3 separate regions of the Homo sapiens genome follow, and all the other regions are linked to region 3. Evidence: chromatin contacts called from ENCODE Hi-C or POLR2A ChIA-PET data. All regions are on one chromosome and are shown on one strand. The core of a region is the stretch at or near the end of the contact, and the rest is flanking DNA. Distances in the headings are between cores, read along the strand shown. Region 1 overlaps BACH2 (BACH transcriptional regulator 2). Region 2 overlaps BACH2 (BACH transcriptional regulator 2). Region 3 overlaps BACH2 (BACH transcriptional regulator 2).

What was found. Hi-C counts contacts between places; a loop is a spot of excess contacts on that map. ChIA-PET counts read pairs that join two places held with the same protein, here RNA polymerase II (POLR2A). Pooled maps may share reads with other maps.
Region 1: a map of CD4-positive, alpha-beta T cell shows a loop between it and region 3 (2.0-fold over the local background). The contact joins two enhancer-like sites. A Hi-C loop is called at or near these places in 6 of 168 maps with a recorded cell type or tissue (CD4-positive, alpha-beta T cell, CD8-positive, alpha-beta T cell, aorta and 1 more) and 9 of 50 pooled maps. POLR2A ChIA-PET finds 5 or more read pairs at or near these places in 3 of 52 experiments (activated CD4-positive, alpha-beta T cell, activated CD8-positive, alpha-beta memory T cell and activated naive CD4-positive, alpha-beta T cell).
Region 2: a pooled map shows a loop between it and region 3 (2.2-fold over the local background). The contact joins two enhancer-like sites. A Hi-C loop is called at or near these places in 2 of 168 maps with a recorded cell type or tissue (CD8-positive, alpha-beta T cell and head of caudate nucleus) and 8 of 50 pooled maps. POLR2A ChIA-PET finds 5 or more read pairs at or near these places in 9 of 52 experiments (AG04449, CD4-positive, alpha-beta T cell, H1 and 6 more).

Annotation. Positions count from the first base shown.
Region 1 is chr6:90,078,507-90,082,065 of GRCh38, reverse strand. All of the region lies in intron 5 of BACH2 (BACH transcriptional regulator 2), which reads left to right. Among named protein-coding and RNA genes, the nearest start is that of GJA10, 190 kb to the right of the region's middle. Within about 2 kb of position 2,030, at least 4 of the 41 ENCODE cell types and tissues checked have a DNase peak (open chromatin) inside an H3K27ac peak, as active enhancers do.
Region 2 is chr6:89,984,056-89,987,718 of GRCh38, reverse strand. The region is part of intron 6 of BACH2 (BACH transcriptional regulator 2); the gene reads left to right. Among named protein-coding and RNA genes, the nearest start is that of GJA10, 91 kb to the right of the region's middle. Within about 2 kb of position 2,283, at least 12 of the 41 ENCODE cell types and tissues checked have a DNase peak (open chromatin) inside an H3K27ac peak, as active enhancers do.
Region 3 is chr6:90,024,078-90,027,471 of GRCh38, reverse strand. The region is part of intron 5 of BACH2 (BACH transcriptional regulator 2); the gene reads left to right. Among named protein-coding and RNA genes, the nearest start is that of GJA10, 130 kb to the right of the region's middle. Within about 2 kb of position 1,582, at least 2 of the 41 ENCODE cell types and tissues checked have a DNase peak (open chromatin) inside an H3K27ac peak, as active enhancers do.

The DNA.
Region 1 (3,559 bases), core at 781-3,280, 54 kb before region 3:
TCAAATATATGCCTTCTTGTGCTGTGAACAGAGTTTTCCTTTAACTTTGCATCCTTTATCCCCCTTTAAAGATGCATCTCTTCCGATTGCTGTGGTGTGATTTTATAGCTCCTTGAGTTGTGCTGGTATCTCTGTGCTTCCCTTTGGAGAGTACTAGGCCTTCAGGTTAGGATGAATCCTAACACTTGGCCAAGGTTAGGAAGGGCTTTGAGCACTGAAAGAAAACCAAGGTAAAATTTAAGGAATTGTTAGAAGATTCATCTGAGAAATGTAGAATTGTAATCCACAAACTTTATGTCCGTAGAATAGGAAGTATTTAGTAAGCAGCTAGCTGCTAGAAGGGATTTTGTTTGTTTAAAAAAAAAAGAAAAAGTCTGTCTTTGACATTGGTTATATCTAGGTTTTATCATCCCGTGTAAAGGATTCTTAAGTTCCTTGAAAGCAGTGACTTTGAGAGCATCCCTTCATGTCCTCTGTGTCCTTGTATGTAATAGGAACTCAGTGTATATTGGATTAATATTTCTGTGGCTCTTCAGTGACAGATGAATGAATGTGCTCAATTCAGGTAACTACATTTGACCTTTTTCCTACAGCAATTGAAGGGTGTTTGGGTAGCATCTGCGATTGTGTTGAATGCCCTGGTTGGTTACGGGTGTGGGGAAGTGGTATACAGTACTTTGATCCTCCTTTGGAGAAGGAGATGCTAATGTGGATAATGAGAATTTGGTTCTTTATCTTTAGTTTCGATTTGGCCGCCTTCCTTCACTGAGTCACAGTGCTCACTTGTTTAGTGATGGGCATGTCATTTAAGCCTGAGACTGTCCCTCAGACTGTTTATGACATTGGATCTGAATTTCCCATTAGATGAACAGCCAGCATTTGTCATATAAATTCAAGAACACACTAAAAGTTTGTTGGCTTTGTAGTTGACATTGAGATTAACTTTCTCTAACCTAAACCAGTGAAAACTAAAATGCTCCTCACCACATAAAAGTTTTGCTTTCGCTGCGTTCAGACCCCTCCTACCTTGTCACAGCACAGTCATTTGGAGTCTGATTTGGGGGCGGTGTGGTTGTCTCAGTGGCGTATGACCCACTTTGTGTAATACTTAATTGCCTGTGTTTTTACAACACAAGTCAGAAGTTCTGGCGATAGTGGACTATCACCCAAAAAAGATTTTCTGAGACATCTCATCAGAGCTGCTCGAGTACCGCGCATGAAGACGGTGTTAGCTCTGCAGGGCATGTGCTAACTACCAGACGATGAAAGAACATTTCCTCTAGTTTCTGGATAATGAGCAGGCACACAGGTAAAGATGCCTTTCTCAGGGTTGACGCCTTTTGTTTCCTAATGATTCTGATGATTTTGTTGAACTAGACTTTTAAATATTAATTGTTACCTGCATATGTTTGCTGTTGTGGTTTGCAGAGGGCTCAGAGGAACAAGCATTTTAATTGGTATCCTGGGACTGTAATAACTTTTTATTAAAAGTCTGGAAAGATAGTAATCAAAAATAGACTCTCATCTCTATCTTCTCTGTGCCCCTGGCAAATATCCTCTTCATCAATTTTGTTTTTATTATTTGCCGTCAAGATGGTTATCTCTAAATATCAGATGCTTCAATCCACAGTGATAACCATGTGTGAATTAATGCTTGATAAGCTTCAGGTTATCAGGTGGAGAAGTGTGGTTAAGGCATACAGAAAGAAAAAATGCACAGAAGGAAAGGGATAGCAAGGGGATACTGTGCCTTGGTAAGCGTGGTGCCACCGCAGACTAAAAGCAGATATAAGTCAAGTGCTACTGACTTAAGTTTGGCAAAATCACTCCTCACAGCCCGCTCTGTTTTAGAAATGTTTATATTTCTGATATCACTTTTGTTAATTTGAAGAACTTTTAAAATACCATCATTGTTTCAAAACAAAATGTGGAAGGTGTGGATCACCTTCCTGAATTTACAGAAAAGTTTTTGGGTACATTTCTTTGCGGAAGATTGGCTGAGATGTGGTTCACGGCAGGGTGGTGCCCGTGCCTTGCGGATCACGTTGTCTGTACACTGACTGACATACCAACTTAGAGTCTTTGAAAATGCCCATTGGTAAGTCAACATTGTTTTCCCTGAAAGTCCTGAGACAGAAAAAAAAAAAAAATGAAAGTACAAACACTAACTGGAAAAAATGTCACACATTTTAGCCACTTTGCATCCCTTGTTAGGACAAACCCTGGTCTGGGTTTTTTTACATTTTGAAGTTGTGTGGTAGGTGGGGCAGTGTGGGTGGCCCAGAAAAAGTAGCGGTTAGAATAAGATTTTCCATTTATTGCCCTTTGTGCATGGCTAAAAATAAGAGTCATACAAATCAGAATATGTAGTGCAAGCAAAATCACTCTGTTAATTCTGATGACTGGTTTGCCCACATCTTTGCATCTGTCTGGTAAGTGGTATATTGGGAAATAATTTGTCTCTGTTTAAATAGCAAAAGGCAACCAAGTTTTTGCGTTGTGTGTCTACACATGATAGTTTATCAGCACTTTTCTCTTCCGAAGGAAGAAAGATCCAACTCATACATAAACAAATTGTGTTGATGGAAGGAAGAAAGAAGCGTGAAACCCTTGAATCTTTTTTAAAAAGGAATTGCCTTATTTGAAATGCAGTTTTACAACATCCATCTTCTTGGCTTATTGTTAGAAAGTTATTTCTTGTAAACTCATAGCACAGCAAGGAAAGGATATCTTAATGGTGTTGCCCTAGAGATTGGAAAACTTTTTGTGTGTTTGGTTGGAGGAGGGAGAAGGGACAAGGATGAGCACACGCCTGCCCTGTAGTATCTTCTGTAGACACAGATGTTGGAGGGACAGTTAACCAAGTAAAAACTCCCCTGCATCTGGCTGCTGAGTCGAATGCAACCACAGTAAGTGATAACGTGTCCGTTTGTGGCTAGAAGAAACACCAAAGAGAGGCGGCGCCAGCATTCACAGGGAAATTTGTGCCTTCGCAATCCCATTGATGGTGCTGTCCCATTCCACTGACTGAGTGGTTGTGGCATTTCCAAAGAATGAGAATGTCTGCAAGTGTTCTGAGCCTTTCAGTCTGATGAGCTTTGTAAAATGGATGAGTCAAGAGGGCAGTTCCAGAAGATTCTGAAAAATGAAGACTGCAAATCACATTTTTCTTTGGCATCCCCAACTGTGGCAGACAGTGTGGCACAGTGGTTACAATGAGTTGAGAGCTTTAGGAGGAAAAAAAGACTCCGGATCAAATCTTAGCTTAGCTACTTGTTGACCTTGATCTGTTAACCTCTCCTAGGCCTGGGTGTCTTTATTTGAAAATGGGAACAGAAGTAGTACTGCCTGCCTGAATGAGAGGGTGGTTGTGGGGATTCAGTGAGATGACGTACATAAAGCACAAAGCCAGCACTCCACAAAATGATGTTGGTGTTATCGTCATTTGTGCAGTTGCATCATAAAATGTGTTGGAGAATTTGAGAGCATTTGGGAGTTCTCCTCTATTCTTGGAGTACAAATTTTGGAATTAAATGGACAAAAGATCAGCCTCTGGTTC
Region 2 (3,663 bases), core at 1,034-3,533, 40 kb after region 3:
CACATGCAACAATGGGGAGCTCACCACCACTGAAGAGAGCTCCTTCCTCCATTTTATACAACCGTGACTACTAGCAAGTTCTTCCTTATTTGTGGCAGAAATCTATCTTCCTTAAAATTTCACTCATGATCCCGTTTACACCCTCTGGCATGAAAGAGAACAAATCTAATCTCATCTTTACATGGTAGCCTGTTAGCTCTCTGAAGGCAACTCTTATAGGGTGCCCATGAGTCTGCCTTTCTCAGTGTTTAATGTACTTCTGCCATTCCACATGCCACCTGGGGCATGGACTCAGTGATCAGTGTGATCCCTCACACACAGCCAGGACTAAGTTCGACAGCCTCCATCTGATTTGAGTGGTAAAGAGCAGAGCAGAGGCGTGACTCGCTTTCTGCATCACACATCTTTCAGTGTAGTTCAGGATCATCAGGGTAAGTTTCCTGTCACCTGTGTCACCATACTGACCCAACTCCTTAAGCCAGGACTCTCCCATCCTCTTCTTACAAAGTTGATTTTTTTAATCCTGATACAGGATTTGACATCTATTTTTGTTAAATCTTTCTGCATTTAACACATAATATCAGCCTGGGTCATCATTTGGGATCCTGATTCTATCTCCTGGAGTAGCTCACCAGTTGCCACTCACATCTTTTCTAAGACAGAGAGACAAGTTAAGTGTGACAGAGTAGGCGACGGAAGGCTGGGTCACATCACCAGACACTTCTCTTTGAGCTGCAGTTAACATTGATCCATCAAGCAGCTACTCATTGCTCAATTTTACTGTCTCCAGACCTCATTTTTTCGTATCATTCAAAGAGTGACCTAAAGATGTCAGCTGACATACTGAAATCCTGGGATGCTATTTCTGCTGCATTCTCTGAGCTGTAATCCCATCAAAACCAGAAATGAAGTTATTTTGGCATGACTTGTTCCTAATGAAGCTTGAATCATCTGCCACTTTCCTGTCTAGGTTCTGAGTGGGTGATGGTTTGTTTGCCAAGCTCAGAAAGATCAAGTATACAATTCAGATGGAGGTGGTGTTGAAAGACTTTGTTTTACTCACCAAGAGCATCAGAACATTCAGAGAGCGGGTGGAAAGGTTTTTTAAGTGCCACCTAAACATTCAAATTTAGTGACAGGGAAAATGTCAGAGAAAAGAATGCTCCATTATGTGTATTCATTATAAAAATTAAAAGAAAACTTTAAAAAAATCATTCACTACAATTCTTGGGAGAATGGCTGAAAAGATTGGGATATTATTAAAAACCAGAAATGGAAGCTGGATATTAGGGAAAAAACAAAAACTTTGAATCCCTGAAGCCCACAGTGCTGCAAATCTCTATTACAGAGAAAGCAAGTTGAACAAAAACGCAGTAGGAGGCAGCCTCTTTCAGGCAAGGCCAGCGATCCAGGGCCAGCGTCCCTAGGAGAAATATGCCCACAAGGATTCTGGACAATGGAATGAGCTTGTAAACCCCACAGGAAAAAAAAAAAAAAAACTCAGACTTTAACACACATACCGAAAAAAGCCATCCTTACAGAGCTCCCCCATCCATGGCCCAGGCACTAACAGCCCATCCCCTCCACAGGCAGGGGGCTGAGTTCAGTTCGCCGCCGCCACTATCAGTCTCCCCAGCTTTGTCTTTCCATTCTCTGGTCTCTGCCTTTCTCAGATGCAAGGCTTAAGAAAGCCTTACAAGTCCGGCTATAACAGGGCCAGGGAGCACGTGGGCAGCAGCCCACACCCGCATCCCTCCAGCCCCACACTGTCTTCCCACAGCTGTACTTTGGTTTCTCAAGCTTCTTTCCAGCATCAGAAATGACTGAGTCCTGAAAAATGCCACTGTGGAGTGATTGTTGGCTCCCTTCCTCCTAGCCCTGGTGTCTGCCTGCTCGTCCACAACCATTGGCAGCTGTTGGAAGGGGCTTTCAGTTGCCTTGCTTCTCACTGAACTGCTTTAACACCAGTTTCCTAAGAGCTCAGCTACACAGAAAAGGTGAGAGAAAAATGGCAGAAGAGTTACAGAAATCCCCTTTGTTTGAGTATTCCGATTTTCCCCCCATTTTGCAGGGAAACAGCCTCTGACAAAAGCTGCAGAGCCCCTGCCCAGCTGAGGCCCTCTGGAGCTAACCAGTTCAGATGATCTCATGTGTCTGCCCCAGGGGCAGCCCTGTGTCACTCTCAGGGACATGACCCAGGAGTGCCGGATGGACGGATGTCTGTGCATTGTTAATGTGAGAATCTTAGTGTCCCGCCCCCACTGGACTGCTGCCACCTCCCCACAGCATCTGGAGTTGTGAACTAGACAGAGAGGAGATGGCCTGTCACCACAGAGGCTGGAAGCTGCCGCCAGGGCCCCCTGAGGCCACCCACAAAACCCAGACTCCCACCAGCCCCGCCAGCAGATGAGAATCCCAGGTGGCCACCTCAGTTGTTTACTTCCCTGCAAAGGATTGAGAACCACAGTAGATGCTTGGAAACTTCTGTGCTCTCCTAAACATTAATCCGTTAATTCTCACTAGCCCCAGGAAAGATAGCAGTGCTGCCACTGCTGTTGTTGACTGATGATTAATGCTTCGTGTCTCCAACACTTTGCTACCTGTTAGTACTTCACCCCTGCAAGCACCCACCGCCCACCACACGGAAGTAACTCACAGTCCTATCCCTGGAAAATAGGAAAGGCACGGCCAAATGTCTCCTGCCCGAGGACTCAGCCAGGATAATTGTTTGGGTTCCCAGTGTTTCCCAGAATAGGAATATGTACAGCATAACCTAAAAGTGAAATGACTTCAGGTGGTATATGGAGAATTTTTTTCAAAATAATTGTGTTTATCTTAATATGTATTGCAGAAAGTATGATTCGTGTGTTAAACTTGAGATTTTGCAGATATTGCTTAGGACAAGTTTCTTTTTAAACTATATTTAAAGAAGAAAATGAGTTGCAATTAGAGAAAATATTACAATTCTAACAGTGGGTCCTAAGTACCTGTAGTTTGGGAAACAAACCATAATTCAGTACTTTTTCAGTCCACCAGCCCTGTCTGTTTTGTATAATCTCTACTCAAAGAAAACCACAGTGGCATCTTGTCAGGAGCACCTATTATCCTAAATTGTGTATAGAATATAGGAATAGGCTTTTAGGGTTCAGTACCTGTAGATGAACACACTTGTGTCTGCTTCTTTCACTCACCTATTCTTGGTTATCTGATATATTTTTTCCAAAATATCCTAGCTCTTCTGCTTGGATTCCCTAAGCATCTGTCCAGCCTCCTCACCTATTTCTGTAGCCCTCTTTATGGTGAGGGTAGAGAATGACATTCTAGCTTACTAGTGCTTTGTGTGGCATTACTTGTTTAGGACTAATTTAGATAATTTACAATAATCCTCTCGTTTCTCTGTGACCATATCTTCCCTCCTTTTCTCTTTTCTTGTGTTTCAGTTCAATGAAGTTATTTAAAAGGTCTGTCTGTTTGACTTTTGTGGACATCTTGTAATTGTAGATATTCTCCTACAGAATGGATGTGGAGGGCAGTGGGCTTGATATTAATAACCCCGCTTTCTGTTACTAAATTGTAGTTTATGGAGAGGACATGGTGGGAGAGAGGACAGGTCCATTGAGCCTGATTTAAACGAGCCTTGAATGCCATGCTTGAAGGGCTTAG
Region 3 (3,394 bases), core at 333-2,832:
TCCTTAATATACTTGGCTTTATCTGAAGCATATTCTGTGAGGTGAAATCGTGTGTGAGTGGCAGTGGTATAGGCATATAAGACCGTCTGTATCTTAAACAGTATACTAAGTGTCATGTAGCATGTGTGTCACTACCTTTTGGTCACAATAATCGTCATTCTGAGAAGCTGCCAAGGACAGGACAGGGACTTGGAAAGCTCCAAGCACATTCTTTTTCTCCCATTCCTTTTCACTGCCTTTTCCCCGTGTTCTCTGAAGGGCATTTGACCTGCGTGTTAACATTCCAGTTCCATTTGACCTCCTGCTTGGTGACAGGTGGTCCAGATGCTTTTGTTACTTGATATGGGACTTAACAGACTGCCAACCAGTGGTCTTAGCCTCATGGTTTTCATCATTTTTAAATGGAAAAACAGGAGTGGGTTTCAGGTGTGCCTAGGCTCCAGTGGAAATCAAACCTTTCTCAAAACACTACCTGAATGACCCTCAAGCTAGATGACTTTCACCCCATTAGATGCTGCCTGCCTTTGGTCTTGAATTTCGATTTTCTTAGTTACCGGGTGAACCAACTTGCAATCTAAACTTCATTCGTTCTAGCCTGCATCCCTGCAGAGATGATGTTTCAGAACAGAATCATTTTGTCCAAAAGACCCCCATGCATGAAAGGAGCAAGTTTCCTTTTATTAAGAATCTTTTCTGTGAAAGCTGTATTTCTGCCAAGCCTCAGTATTCACTTCTGTTTCCTTTCCTACCTGTAAACCGCGTGCCCTCTTAGGAGCTGGGGCAGGCAACAGTAGAGATCAGGCGGATGAACAGCTGTGAAACTATAGATATTCTTTATGTATAGGCAGACAAAAGTGTGTCTGGAGGTAACCCCCACCCCCATTCCAAGAAGGAGTTAGGTTTGACAATCCAGTCTCTTAACATCATAATCCCTGGTCAGATGAATCTAACTTTGGCAGGTTATACATATTAGCATCTATAAGCAATACCTGGCCTGGGAAACATACTAGGAACAATGGCATGACTAATATATTGCTTCTTGACTTCACATGGAAACTCAAGCCCAGCATTGTCACTGACCTGGTGGGCAAACTTCTGACAGTAATTATCATTGGAAAATCTTGCAAAACTAATTTAAGAAACACAATTATTTAATTATAGCACTTTGATAGCGTTCTCCTCTTTCCTCTCTCTCCCTCCATTCCTCCTTCCATCTTCCCCACTCCTTTATGACATCTGAAGTCCACTAATTACTGAGCTCAATTTTCAGGCTGTGTCTTAGGTTTGACAGAAATGCTAAAGTTGAAATTAGACTTGCAGTCTCCCCTCTTTTCGGCATTTGACTATCTGTTGTCTTTTCTTAGTCTTGATTCTCTGTTGTGAGTTTTGACTTGGTTTTTTTCTAAGACAGAATAATTTCTGTCAGGTTCTGGGAACTCCCCTCCCACCCGATGAAGAAGTTTTGGGGAGGAGTTATGAGCCCTGTGTTGAACTGTGCACTAGGTACAAATCTGCAGTGCCTTCTATTAAAATGTAAAATGATCCGTTGAGTCATCCTCCCTCTGGTTTGACTCAGATGCTTTATGGCGCACTTTGCATGTCATTTCTCTGTAATGATTTCCCCATGGAGAAGGGTGTCTGATAGAATCCAGGCAGACTGAAGATTGCTCTGAGTCAAATGGATCTGTTATTCTTTTAGTATTAACCCTTATCTCTCAGTTTCCCATCCTCGTATTTTCCCTGAAGGAACTTTAATGAAGTAAATAGGTTCCACCACCCTCATTTAGCCTCCTAATCACTGTTCACAATTTCTTCTCACATTAGCAGCGTGAAGCTCTAGGGTAATATTTCTCTGGCTACAAGGGGAGGGAAGGGGACACTGGGAGAGAATATTTCACACAGATGCCCTGATAAAGAGAAATGCAGAAAAGAAATGACTTTTCTCTGTCCTCTAACTCCTAATAGGCATGAAGCACATGCTAATAGGAAGCAGAGATTAATGTATGAGAAGTGAATATAAATGGAGAACATAGACACAAAGAAGTAATACCAGAGACAAACTGGAAGTGACAATATAGAAAAGAAGGCTTGCCAAGAGTAGAAAATGACCTATCCCAGAAGAATAGATGGAGGCTTTGGCTTTACTCTTAACTGGGGGGTTACACAAAAGAAGCAAAAGCAAGCATCAACATATAAAAAAGACCAGTGCGATGATCACAAAGCTGCATATCCAAATCTGCCCATGGCTAAATTGCACATTTTCTCCCTGGTCCACACACCCACTGCCCCACCACCACCAACCACCACTAACAGTAATCATGCCCCTTGGATGGCCTGACATGGGCTCCCTTTCACCCGCTGATTTCATCTCCTTTTTGAGATGACAGTTTATGCACCATGCTATTGTTAAATCCCAGTTGTAGCCTTCTCTCTGGCCCGCTAAACGGGGTAGTCTCATCTGACATCGCTGGGTGGAGACAAGAGGAGAGGATGGACACCCCGCTTAATTCCAGAGCCACATACCTAAGACGGCTTTTGAGGGAGACGCTGACCTGCACACCAGAGCACTGTTTTGGCCATGGAAAGAGAATGCCGAACTATTGCTCAGTACTGATGGGCACTGTGTTCCATTAATGTGTGAAAGTTGACCTTTGATTCATCCTTTGGGTTGACTCTGTTTATAAGGGGGAAAGTTCACACTGTTATTGGATGGGTCTTCCCCTCTTCTTCATCTCTCTCAAAAGTTATGTGATGGCATTTTTCCCTTCCAGCCAGTTGTGTTCTTTTGAGCATCTCTAGCTTCCTTAAAAAGTCTTCTCAGGAACCACAGTTAGAAAAGCTCATGTTTCAGGATTTTCCTAAAGTTCCTATACTTTCATAGAACCATAGAAACTAGAACTAAAAAGTCACCTAGTTTATTTCCTCCTTGCATAGATAAGGAAATAGAAGTGCATGAAGTGATTTGGTTTTAACAAGAGAGAAGACAAAACACGAGATCTCTGAAAAAAGTTTTACTGCAAAGCAAAGGCCTGGGCTCAGATTTCTTACCATCTCCCAAAAGGCCTCATCCCTGTATTTGGCCCATTTTTGTAGATTATTACTGAAAACGTACAACTTGGAATTGGTTAGATTTGATTGCCTTTAAGGACCTTCCTGACCATAAGTTGTAGGATTTAAGGTGTGGGTGTGTTTTTTTTCATTTGAAGCCCAAAGCGCACCCTAGGACCTTTGTGATTAAGTCACAGAACCTAAAGGAGGTGCTCAATACTTGAGTTGTTAACATTCTCCTACAGTCTTTAATTTGGGGGAGCTGGGATATATATATATATAGTAGATGTAGAAAAGTGCATAAAACAAATGTATAACTTAAAGTGGGAATATGTTTACCTGTCAC